Regions from separate parts of the Homo sapiens genome. Here region 2 is linked to region 1. The links are chromatin contacts, found by Hi-C or POLR2A ChIA-PET in ENCODE. All regions are on one chromosome and are shown on one strand. Each heading gives the region's core, a stretch centred on a gene start or an enhancer-like site at or near the end of the contact. The rest is flanking DNA. Distances are from core to core; before and after follow the strand shown.

Region 1 (5,855 bases), core at 2,330-4,829:
CAGAAACACCCTCGTTTGGTATTCTACTCAGCTGAGCAGGATGGTCCCAGGACCCAAGGTGTGCAAATCTTACTGCCCCTACAGCTTGTCTTCTTCCCTTCTGGGAAGCTCTGAACTGCTCATGCATGATTATGGGTCCCAGGAGTCATCTTCCCACTTCCTGTCCTTCACCTTTCCCTCCAACCTTCACTTCCGGTGGACTGGGCTTCCTCCTGTCGCTGGGACTTTGTGAAAGAAAGCTAACCTGCTCAGGAGCCTTCCAGCCTACCGATAGAGGACTGCATAGGCAGCGACAAATGGGCGTGGTGCAGAGAAGTTACTAGTGCAAGTGGGGGCTTGAGGGAACACCAGACACAACCAGCTTGGCTCTGCCTTGGCAACCACAGCTTTAGTTTTAGAGAAAGCCCTTGAACAAGGGCAGAGAGAGGGGAAGGAGAGAGAGAGAGGTTACCTTATGAATGCATGCACCTAATCCCAGACTGCCACGTTTGCCTAGCACTTTCTACTTCTCTGAAAATGATAACACATATTTGAATTAAAGTTCATGTGCCCTTTGCTAACTTTCCTCATTTTGATAACCATACTGGGTGTTTGTGGGTTTTTTTGAGACGGAGTCTCACCCTATTGCCCAGGCTGGAGTGCAGTGGCACGATCTGGGCTCATTGCAACCTCCGCCTCCTGGTTCAAGCGATTCTCCTGCCTCAGCCCCTGTTACTGGGATTACAGACGCATGCCACCACGCCCAGCTAAATTTTGTATTTTTAGTAGAGATGGGGTTTCACCACGTTGGCCAAGCTGGTCTCGAACCCCTGACCTCAGTGATCCACCCGCCTTAGCCTTCCAAAGTGCTGGGATTACAGGCGTGAGTCACTGCGCCCGGCCTCGTACTAGGTGTTATTTTTAAGGGAATATCCTCATTCTTAGAAAATACCGTTGAAGTTTTTAGGGAAAAGGAGCGTGATGACTGTAATTTACTCTCAAATTCAGAAAAAAATGTAAATTAATCTAGTACTAATTACTTTTCTATAATTAACATTTTATTTATTATGAAAAATAAAGTAAATTTAATAATTGATGATTATTAAATTTAATAATTAATAATCGAAGTTAATAATTGATGATTCCAAGTGAATGGTATACTTGAGTTCTAGATACTATGATAACTTTTCTGTAAGTTTGAAATTATTTCAAAATAAAATTATTTTTAAAAAACCCAACAGGCCAGGCATGGTGGCTCACGCCTGTAATCCCAACATTTTGGGAGGCCAAGGTGAGTGGATCACTTGAGGTCAGGAGTTCGAGACAAGCCTGGCCAACATGGAGAAACCCTGTCTCTACTAAAAATACAAAAATTAGCCAGGTGTGGTGGCACGCACCTGTAATCTCAGCTATTCGGAAGTCTGAGGCAGGAGAATTGCTTGAACCCAGGAGGCAGAGGTTACAGTGAGCCGAGATCGCACCATTGCACTCCAGCCTGGGTGACAGAGCAAGACTCTGTCTCAAACAAACAAACAAACAAACAAACAAACAAACAGACTTACCTTGTAGCACTCACTCAGTAATCCTTTATTGAGGACCTACTATACACCAAGCATAGCAGTTGCTGGGAATACATTAGGAAATAAGATAGGTAAGATCTGAACCCTCAGGAGGAGAAGACAGGTGGCAGGTAGACAAGTATTAGGTTGGTGCAAAAGTAATTGCTGTTTTTGCCATTACTTTTAATAATTTTAATAATTACAGATGGGATGTGAGTTTTGAATAGCAGGTGCTAAATGCTACAGGAATGTAGGAGAGGGAAATATAACCCAGTCTGGGGAGCCAAGGTTGGTTAACCAGACAAAATGAAGTTGAGACTTGAAGCATGAGTAGGAGTTAGCTGGGTGAAGGGGAAGGGGAAGAGTGTTGTAGACAGAAGGAACAGCACATGTGAGCAAACGGAAGTGGGAGTGGGTATGACTCATTGAAAAACTGCAGGAAGTCTGTTACTGAAGATGATGGAGAGTAAAGGGTCCATGCAGGCAGCAAGGCTAGAAAGATAAGCAGGAGGTTATGGTGGTGGCGATGGTAGACGCTTGTTAGCCATTGTGAGGAAGTGAAATATTGGGAAGCTACTAAAATTTTAATTAGGAAAGAGGCATGGGCAGATTTTTAAAAATGACATCACTGGTTTTAGGGTGGAAAATGGGTTGGTGGGGCGTAAAACCAGAGGGTTGCAAGGTAGAAGATGATGGTGGCTTGGACCAGGATGGTGGCAACAGACTAGAGAGAAACAGATTGTTTGAAACATATTTTCCAGCTAGACTTGGCAGAGGAAGAAAGAGGGAAGAAAGATGACCCCCCAGGGTTCCAGATTGGGCAACTGGATTATCCATGGTGCCATTTACTTACCTAGAGAAGTTGGAAGGAGAAGGTGACTTGGCCAAGAAGGGGACAAGTGGTTGTGGAGTCTGAGTCCACCCTGCACATTTCACATCCAAAAATGTAACACCAAGTATAGCAGAGTCCCAGGCAGGATGGAACTAAGGCTTCAGTGAGTGGAGTGAGCATAATCATATCCCTGATTTTCAAGGGCTCAGAATTGGAAACTTTTCTATAATGATTCAGGCATACATAGGCAGGTCTGAAGAACAAGGGGTATGATGGATAGATTGCTTTTTCTGTGCAGCAAACCTACCCATTTCTTCCAGAAATAACCAACTGTGTTGTCTAAGAATTTCTTTTCTCCCCTATTCCACACAGTTTCTGTAGGAGCTGTTATGTAATTGACACCACCTCACACCCCACCACACCCCATGGCCACAACGCACTCAGGTTGGGCCTACCAACTACTGGAGTATTAACAACTTGGACCGACATGAGAATTACATAAATGGTTGCCTCCTCCTCCTCCTTAAAACACTAAAAGGAACTTCAGTGCATGTTCCTGGAGTCCATGGTAATCCCTGGGAGCTGGACAAACCCTTGGTGCTTGCCACACTGATGATGTTAAGCTTGAGGCCAGGGAAGCCTGCTACTTACAAGATATGCGTTAAATGCTGTAAAGGGATCCTGGAAAAGGTTGGGAAATCTCCACCTTTCGAGATCATGGAGTTCTGGCATGTTAGACCTAGAAGGAACCTTATTTCCTCATTTATAGTTGGGAAACTGAGTCCTTTAATAAAAAGGAAAGACAATTAAATTACCTGTCCTAGATGGTTTAGTTACTCAGCAACCAGAAGACATAATGTCAGACCAGATGTTCTCTTGGGGTTCCTATAAACTCCACTGTTCTTTGATCTTGTGATTTTGTGTTGGACACCAGCCAATGAAACCCCTGAGCAATCAGGTTTATACTCTCCTCAATGGCCTTAGAGAAAGAGTATGGCCTGGGTGGAGACAGTTGTGTGGAAGCCCACAGTTCTGTCACGTAACTATTTTCTTCTTTAGAATCTTCTCTCTTTTGGCATCAGCTGACACAGGAAGTGGTAAAGCTATTATCTGTAGATTCAACCAAATCACCATTTCCTGATTCTAATGTTCATCAACCACTTTTGAATCCTCCCCCCACTTCCCCTCTATTTTAGTTTGAGGTTCAAAAGCACCCATGAGGTAAATTAATACTCAGCCAAGCAGAGTGAGGCCCTGATGCTCTTGTGGTTCTGCCATTAATTTGCTGTAACCCAGGGACATCCAGGCTAGTCCCTCAGGTTTCTCTCTGTAGGTAAAAGGGTTTCTAAAGTTCCTTCCAGCTCTGAAATTCTGAGATTCCTTGTTGAATCTCATTCTGCAAGGGGAATCTTATGGACCAGCTCCCTCTGGGAAGAAAAATGTTTCATGCAACCCTATGAATCTCATCTTAGTCCAAATCTTTTTTTGTTTGTTTGTTTGGTTTTTGTTTTTGTTTTTTAGAACACTATACTGGAAAAGTGAAAGAATCAGAGAAGCAGGATAACTGGCAACTGAAGTCGGCCAGCATCTCATGTGAATTAGAAATGGAATCGGGGTGCTAGCATCCAAGTGACCAAAGAAACTCTTTGCTGAGGTTGCATGGAGTTTAAGGAAAGAGGCTGTGGGGTCCTCCTTTGATGCAGCTACATTTCCCTCTGAGCCTCTGTCTGTTTCCTGTCAGTTTAGTGCAAAACTCTAGTCTACTACTCTGGGCTGGCTTAGAAAAAATGCATCCTGGTTTTGTTCCAATTCAGGATAGAGGTGGGGAAGTCCTGCTGAGCCTCTCCCACAGTGAGCCTTCCCCTCACCACTGGCAGCACTGACACCAGTGACTAGCATTCATTTCTTGGGGTATGAGTCCACTGAGGGTGGGAGGATCCTCACATTAACCATTATTGGGTACCATCTTAAATTGCGGACTTTGGAAGCCCTTGGCCTTCCCTTTCCCAGGCATTTTCTCCTTGGAGTGAAGATGTTGAAAGTTGGAGGTTAAATGACTTGCCCTAGGTCACAAGGTTGGTGGCACAGCAGGGATGAAAACCTTGGCCAATCTTCTGAGTCCTTGGTCAGACCCTTACGCCACAGCTGCTCTTTGTATAAGGGACAGTCTCACCTCCCAAGGACACTGCGCAAGGATGCCAGATATTGATATGACTGTTGTCCCAGTCCTCAGTGACCTTCTACATCCTGCAGCCTGCTCAGACAGTAGAGGAAGCAGCTCTGGGGCAGAGGGAACTGCCATATGTAGAGCTGCCCTGGTGGAGATAAACAGGTTGTCTGTCAACGTATGAAGCCTATGTAGGGCCAGGACCACAGAGCTTCCATTGCAGGAGAAATTAAACCTGTCTTGCACACCAATCCCAGTGCTCTGATTACATTTACAGAGGTCATGGCCTGCATTCTGTCACCATGGAAACCTCTCAGGCTGCCAGGGTGTTTTCTGTGCATGTGGTTGATATTTAAAGGCAAAGTCGCAGGCCGCATTGCTGAACTATCAGCTGCCAGGGGCAATTGCTCTCCTCCACCAGCCCGCGTCCTGGTGCTTCGTCCCAGAGATAAGAGGAAGGGGAAGAGATGAAGAAAAGGGCCCACCTGTCTCTAACAGGAAGGTCTTTTTAGTAGAGCCAGGTTTGTAGGGAGTCAGGCTATAGGGTGCAGGTGCTGGGATAGCAGATGAAGGGCAGTAAAAAAGGGCCCCAACATTGTCAGAATATAAGCATTTTCTCGCAAGAACACAGGCCCTCATGTTTAGTGCATCTCATTTTTTCTCTGATTCCTCCTCCAACTCATGAGCACATGTCATAGTGGCCATATGGAGCTGGGGAAGCCCCCTTTGCCTGAATGCCCTTGGTGGTTTCTATTTTGCACATCTGGTAGCTGCATGAATTGTGCTGATAACAATATAGCTTATGAAGGATCCCTACTTATTCTAAAGACCCCATAGCACTGTCCTGGAAAAAGCTATCATGGGAGTGACTTATCAGGAGTCCCAGGTGTTGGAAGAGGTAAATAACACCAGATTCAACAGAGTAAGAAAAGAACACAAGTGCTGACTTGGCTTGTGACCATCAATTTTTTCTTTCGTCTCAAGACAATTATTTCCACACCATTGAATGAAGTGTAGATAACACGGGCACCTTAATAGGCTGAGAGCAGAGGCTGTTTAGAGGAGATTTCAAGCACTGTGAGCATAAAATGAACATGAATATTCTGCAATATGCATCTTACAATTTGTCATTAAGTGGATGGCCTCAGTGATGTGATGCAACAGGCTTTGATTGGAATATTGAGCTCTGAAAAAGGAAATTCTGCATCAATAGTCTCATGATGCAAAATATCACATATTACTCAATAAGAAGTGTCATTGTGTTGAAAGTGCAGATGCTAAAAAGTACAGCAGCAGATAGGAACAGCTTGATCCACAA
Region 2 (5,855 bases), core at 1,883-4,382, 51 kb before region 1:
CAAATGTTAAAAGTGAAAATACTATAGAAGGGAGTTTGCCCCTTTCTTTTTACAAATGAGGAATGGGAGCCCAGAGACTGAGCAAGGGTGTATTACCAGCTAATGGAAGAGCTGGGATTAGAATCAAGGCCTCCCAATTCACAATAAAGGCTTAGAAACCAGGGAGAAGATGGCAGTGGCTGTGTAAGAGTTACTTCTCTCTTATTCAGGGGACTTGAGCATTTTTTCCTAGTTCCTATACACAGAGGCATTCCTTTCTCTTTCTCTCTCTCTTTTTCCTTCCTTCCTTCCTTCATTTATTTCTATTCCTAACATTTAGAGTATGGGATACTTATGGTGTAGCAGGAAAGAGTTTATACACATTCTCTCATTTAATCTTTTTATTTTGAGATGGAGTTTCGCTCTTATCACCCAGGCTGGAGCACAATGGCACCATCTCGGCTCACTGCAACCTCCACCTCCTGGGTTCATGCCATTCTCCTGCCTCAGCCTCCTGAGTAGCTGGGATCACAGGCATCTGCCACCATGCCCAGCTAATTTTTGTATTTTTAGTAGAGACAGGGTTTCACCAAGTTGGCCAGGCTGGTCTCGAACTCCTAACCTCAGATGATCCACCTGCCTCAGCCTCCCAAAGTGCTGGTATTACAAGCATGAGCCACCATGCCTAGCCCTCTCATTTAATCTTCACTACAACCCTATGAAGTAAACATAATAATAACAACAGCAACAGTTATTATTCCCATTTTGTAGAAGAGGTACAAGGAAGTCAAACAACTTGCCCAAGATCCCGAAATCAGTAAGTGGCAGGGTTGGAATTCAAACTCAAATATGTCTCACTGTAGAGTCCATGCTCTTAACCATGGCTCTATAATTTTTGTTTGTTTCTTTGTTTGTTTGTTTTTAACAGCGTTACTCAGACTTCAGCAATGCCCCACTATGGAGAACTGGGCTCACTTGCTGATAGAGGAATCACCCTTGCTAAGTAGGTACCAGACTCCATCCTATTTTGTATACATCTCCACTATAGCCCGTTTGTAATTATTTGTTTTATTCCCATCTCTTACATGAGAGTAGAAGCTGAAGAAATCGTGTCTTTAATCATTTTATTTTCAACACCTAGCACAGAGAAGGTGTGTCATATGTGCTGAATAAATGAAGAGCTGAATGAAACCCTGACACAGCTCCCAGGGTTATCCAACACTAACAGAATGACTCAGAGCCTCTGAATTGGGGACTTGATCCACTACATCTGTTCTCTCGGCTTGGTTTCCTTGTGGGAGAAAGAACAACCTCGTTCATGCCCTACCAAATACAAATGTCAATAGATAATCTTCCAATCTCTGAAGCCAGAATTTGGCCTATGTACTCCTTTGCTGGGTGCATTTTGGCCTAGAGGCATGGCATGGGCAGTGAGGATCGTAGCCGTAGAACCCAGGGGCCATGGTGCCTTACGTATCAATACGCACACATTCGATGCGGGAAGATGGCTCTGCTCTCTGGGGTAATGCAGATCCCTTGGGGAGGTCTGTGCATGGGGAAAAGAGCAGTGGTGGTGTGGTGCCCCTCCCCAGTTCAGCAGTACTTTGATGTCTGAAGCCAGGAATCAGTCTCCTTGGTGGCTTGGCTGGACCTTCCCAAACCATGAATGACCTAACCTGGCATCATGGGCCTCATAAGAAAATTATAGGGCTTATTGGCTGCTGAAGGCTAACTTGTTTTTTGTTGTTGTTGTTTGTTTTTTGTTTCGTTTTGTTTTGTTTTGAGATGGAGCCTCGCCCTGTGGCCCAGGCTGGAGTGCAATGGCGTGATCTCGGCTCACTGCAACCTCCGCCTCCCGGGTTCGAGTGATTCGCCTGCCTCAGCCTCCCGGGTAGCTGGGATTACAGGCGCGTGCCATCATGCCCAGCTAATCGGGTGCGGGTGGCTCACACCTGTAATCCCAGCACTTTGGGAGGCCGAGGCGTGTGGATCACAAGGTCAGGAGTTCAAGACCAGCCTGGCCAACATGGTGAAACCCCATCTCTACTAAAGAGGCTAACTTGTTATTTTTCACAAGACTAATTTCCCCAAATCCAGTTTCCTTTTACACAAGACTAATTTCCTTCTCCCAGTTTCCATACTGGGAGAAGGGTCCATGGCGCTGGCCCTGACGTGTGACATGAGCCCCTGCAGTACCCACTCTGATTCAAAACTTCTGTGAGGGAAGGCGCTGGTCCAGGGACCATATTCAGGTCCCTGTTGGGTTAATCACCTCTGCATTGGGTCTGTTTAGATGCTTCTAGTCAAAGCCTGATGAGCCCAACGCTGGCCTCCCCACACCGAGCTCCCTTTTCCTGCGAAGGGAACTGATCAGGCCCAGGCCTGGCTAGGCAGGGTGGGTTGCCATCCAGGTCTTTGCCCTTTCTAATGACATGAGAGCTCCAAACTCCCACTGGGAGACAGGCCTGCTGTCCACAACCCTCTCCAAGAATGCACTCTCCCATGGGAAAGGGCATGGGCCCTTCCACCCTGAGCCCCCAAGAGAGGCGCAGACAGTCACAGGAGGGTAAAGAACGGTCCCCATACTATAAATATTTCTCAAACGTCTCCTGTAAATCTCCAGATGTGTCATCAGGGCACAGGGAAGAGATCTTGAATTAGAGCCGATTAGAGACCATATTCTCCCAGAGGAGGGCAAGCCTGCCCGTCAACCGAGCCCCACTTGGCCGCCGGGACCACCTCGGGAGGAAGCGTCTCCTGACAGCTTTCCTGGAGGCTGCCCCGTACCCTTCCGGGGCGCTGAGGGCTCTGGGAAGCACAGACACCATTTCCCCTTTGCCCTCCTGCCCTTTGTGGTGACAGCTCCGGAGTCGTCCCCGGGTGTGCCCTCTTCCGAGGTGAGTGGGGGGACAGGGAGCGCGCGGAGGGAGAACCGAGACGTGGCAGCAGCAAACTGCCCGGGCGGATGGGTGATTTACGAAGTGCTGAAAAGCATCTTCGAAGCTGTCATTTATCTTACAGCTCTCAGCCTAAATAAACACTGAATCCGCCTAATTATAGTTACAGTGGAAACACAACACCCGAACCTCCTCGCCAGCGCTGCCGGCCCGGCTCCGGCGCGGCTCCACCCCAGGCCTGGCTCCCACGTCAGCCCACAGCTGCACCCTAGCGGCGGCCTCTGCGCCCGCGGCTCCCGCATTCCCGCGCGCCTCTCCGGGCGCGCCTTCGTCCCTTCGCCCCTCTCCCTCTCACTATCTCACGCAGGTACAGTCCTGAAAACAATTTCGGTCAAGAACAGAGGCACCATCTCCATCCTGCTGGGAAACTGCACCTGCGGCATTCCTTCAGCTGCGGTGGGGGCTGGGGCTGGAGAGGACCCTTGACCTGGATGCTCCCACTCTTTCCCAGTCCTGGGATTCCTTGGTGTGTGGTCAGCTGGTCTGGCCTGGCCCAAGGGTCTACTGCAAGGGCAAGGGAACTCTCTCTTTGCCAGATCAGGAAAAGCAGCGCGGGGGTGGGGGTGGGTGGGGGGCTGGGGGTGGGATTGGGGGGCTGGGGGATGGTGGTTAGGAATCACTTAGGGTAGAGAAAGGACATTCTTTTTGTTCCCTGGTGATTTTGTGTCCTCCCAAGGAGAGGGGAAAGGTTCCTCCTGCCTGATAGTCCTTCCTTTCTCTATTTCTGTTCCTGGCCCTGAACTTGGAACCTCCCTTCCTCTTTGACATATGGGAGGCCTCCTGTCTTTAGAGATTCTTCTAACCTAGACTTCAAAGTGAGACAGGAGTTGGGTAGGACTTGTTTTGCAAGGTACAGGTCACAAAGATCCATCTGATAAAATGAGATGTAAAAAAGCTGGCCAAAACCTACCAAAACCAAGATGGTGACGAAAATGAGCTCCAATCATCCTCACTGCTCATTATACATTAATTATAATATATTAACATGCTAAAAAACACTCTACTAGTGCCATGACAGTTTACAAACACCATGACAATGTCTGGAAATTACTCTATATTGTCTGAAAGAGGAAGGAACCCTCACTTCTGGGAATTCCCCCACCTCTTTCCTGGAAAATTCATATGACCAATAAACAACCGTAAAAATAGCCAACCAGCAGCACTTGGGGCTGCTCTGCTTATGGAGTAGCCACCCTTTTATTCTTTTACTTTTTTTTTTTCTTGAGACAGAGTCTTGCTGTGTTGCCCAGGCTGGAGTGCAGTGGCATGATCTCGGCTCACTGCAACCTCTGCCTCCTGAGTTCAAGCAATTCTCCTGCCTCAGCCTCCTGAGTAGCTGTGATTACAGACACCCACCACCACACTCAGCTAATTTTTGTACTTTTAGTAGAGATGGGGCTTCACCATGTTGACCAGGCTGGTCTAGAACTCCTGACTTCAGGTGATCCACCTGCCTCAGCCTCCCAAAGTGTTTGGATTACGGGCGTGAGCCACCGCACCTGGACTATTCTTTTACTTTTTTAATGAACTTTCTTTCACTTCACTGTATTGGTTCACTCTTGAATTCCTTCCTGCATGAAGTCAAGAACCCACATGAACCCCAATTTCCCAAATTTGGAGGTCCAAAATTGGGGTTTATCCTGTGACAAAAGCAGAGGCAGATGCTTCAGAAGCAATCCGACTTGGATGCCCCAGAGTGGTTCTGAATGAAGCCATCATCCACTGGGGCACCTTCTCTAACTTAGTCTTTGTCCTTGGGGAGGTAGAGCTTAGGGCTTAGGGCGAGGGCTGGATTTGACACAGCAAAAGCACCCAGTTATTCTAACAACCATGGGACTCAGCCCCATGCCTGATGGAATCATAGTCCCTGAAACTCTGCAGAAACCAGTTTCCTAAAAGTGAGAATTTCAGAGCCCAAGGGGTTGCATTAACAGGGGCAGATCTAGATTTCATCCACATGGTATTAACTTACATGCTAGCATATAAATTACACTAGGCATGTAACTCACCCTTAATTTACTGCTGTCTTTTTGGGTGTGCAGGGTCTTGTTCTTATAGATACATTTGGAGATCTAATAACAAAGTAAAGGAAGGATTCCTCAATGGCAGGTGTAATCTGAGTAGCCTCCTGGAGGATGTGGTTTGGAAAAGAGTATAAATAAAAAAGGGGCTGCCACCTACAAGTTGAATAGGAATGGAGAGGAGACTTTGTAGAAAGAGAAACTGGGAGTGAGCATATAAGAAAGGACAGAAGAGGAAATAACTCTGCCTGCTCATTAAGAGCCCAGGCTGGGAATTCTTAATCCTGATTTTACTTCCGCAGTCACCCCTGACTTGCTGTATCAGAGAGTTATGGAATGTAGTCCTGCTTCAGTTCCAGCATTGAAACCAAGCCAGAGCAGCCAAGGCTGTGAACCCACATAACTGCGAGGGGCTTGGGTTCAGGCGAGAGGCTCTGGGTTTTAGCTTTTCCATGACACCAGCAGCCTCCCTGCTAGTCTATGGGTCCCTTCCCTCTCCAAAGAGCAGGATTTGCCCACCCAAATCTAGTCTACTTAGCCTAGTCTCTGAATTCTATCTGAAGGAGAAAGGCAGGGCCTTTTTTATGGTACGCATCGGAGTGTAATAAAAGAGAGATCCATTTTTTTTTTTTTTGAGACGGAGTCTTGCTCTGTCGCCCAGGCTGGAGTGCAGTGAGGCAATCTCGGCTCACTGCAAGCTTCGCCTCCTGGGTTCATGCCATTCTCCTGCCTCAGCCTCCCACGTAGCTGGGACTACAGGTGCTTGCACCACGCCCGGTTAATTTTTCGTATTTTTAATAGAGACAGGTTATCATCGTGTTAGCCAGGATGGTCTCGATCTCTTGACCGTGTGATCCACCAGCCTCGGCCTCCCAAAGGGCTGGGAATTACAGGCGTG

The links. A loop is a pair of places that touch in the nucleus more often than their neighbours do. ChIA-PET counts read pairs that join two places held with the same protein, here RNA polymerase II (POLR2A). Pooled maps may share reads with other maps.
Region 2: a loop to region 1 is called in a pooled map, with 2.4 times the contacts of the local background. The contact joins two enhancer-like sites. A Hi-C loop is called at or near these places in 6 of 168 maps with a recorded cell type or tissue (Caco-2, PC-3, breast epithelium and 3 more), 6 of 37 single-sample maps with no recorded cell type and 10 of 50 pooled maps. POLR2A ChIA-PET finds 5 or more read pairs at or near these places in 2 of 52 experiments (OCI-LY7 and activated CD4-positive, alpha-beta memory T cell).

What each region holds. Positions count from the first base shown.
Region 1 is chr17:48,439,140-48,444,994 of GRCh38, reverse strand. LOC101927166 (a long non-coding RNA gene) reads right to left here and starts at 162. Exons shown (of 6, transcript NR_110804.1): 1 at 1-162. It also overlaps a transcript of SKAP1 not described here. Within about 2 kb of position 3,579, at least 7 of the 41 ENCODE cell types and tissues checked have a DNase peak (open chromatin) inside an H3K27ac peak, as active enhancers do.
Region 2 is chr17:48,489,973-48,495,827 of GRCh38, reverse strand. No RefSeq gene overlaps it. Among named protein-coding and RNA genes, the nearest start is that of HOXB1, 38 kb to the left of the region's middle. Within about 2 kb of position 3,132, at least 6 of the 41 ENCODE cell types and tissues checked have a DNase peak (open chromatin) inside an H3K27ac peak, as active enhancers do.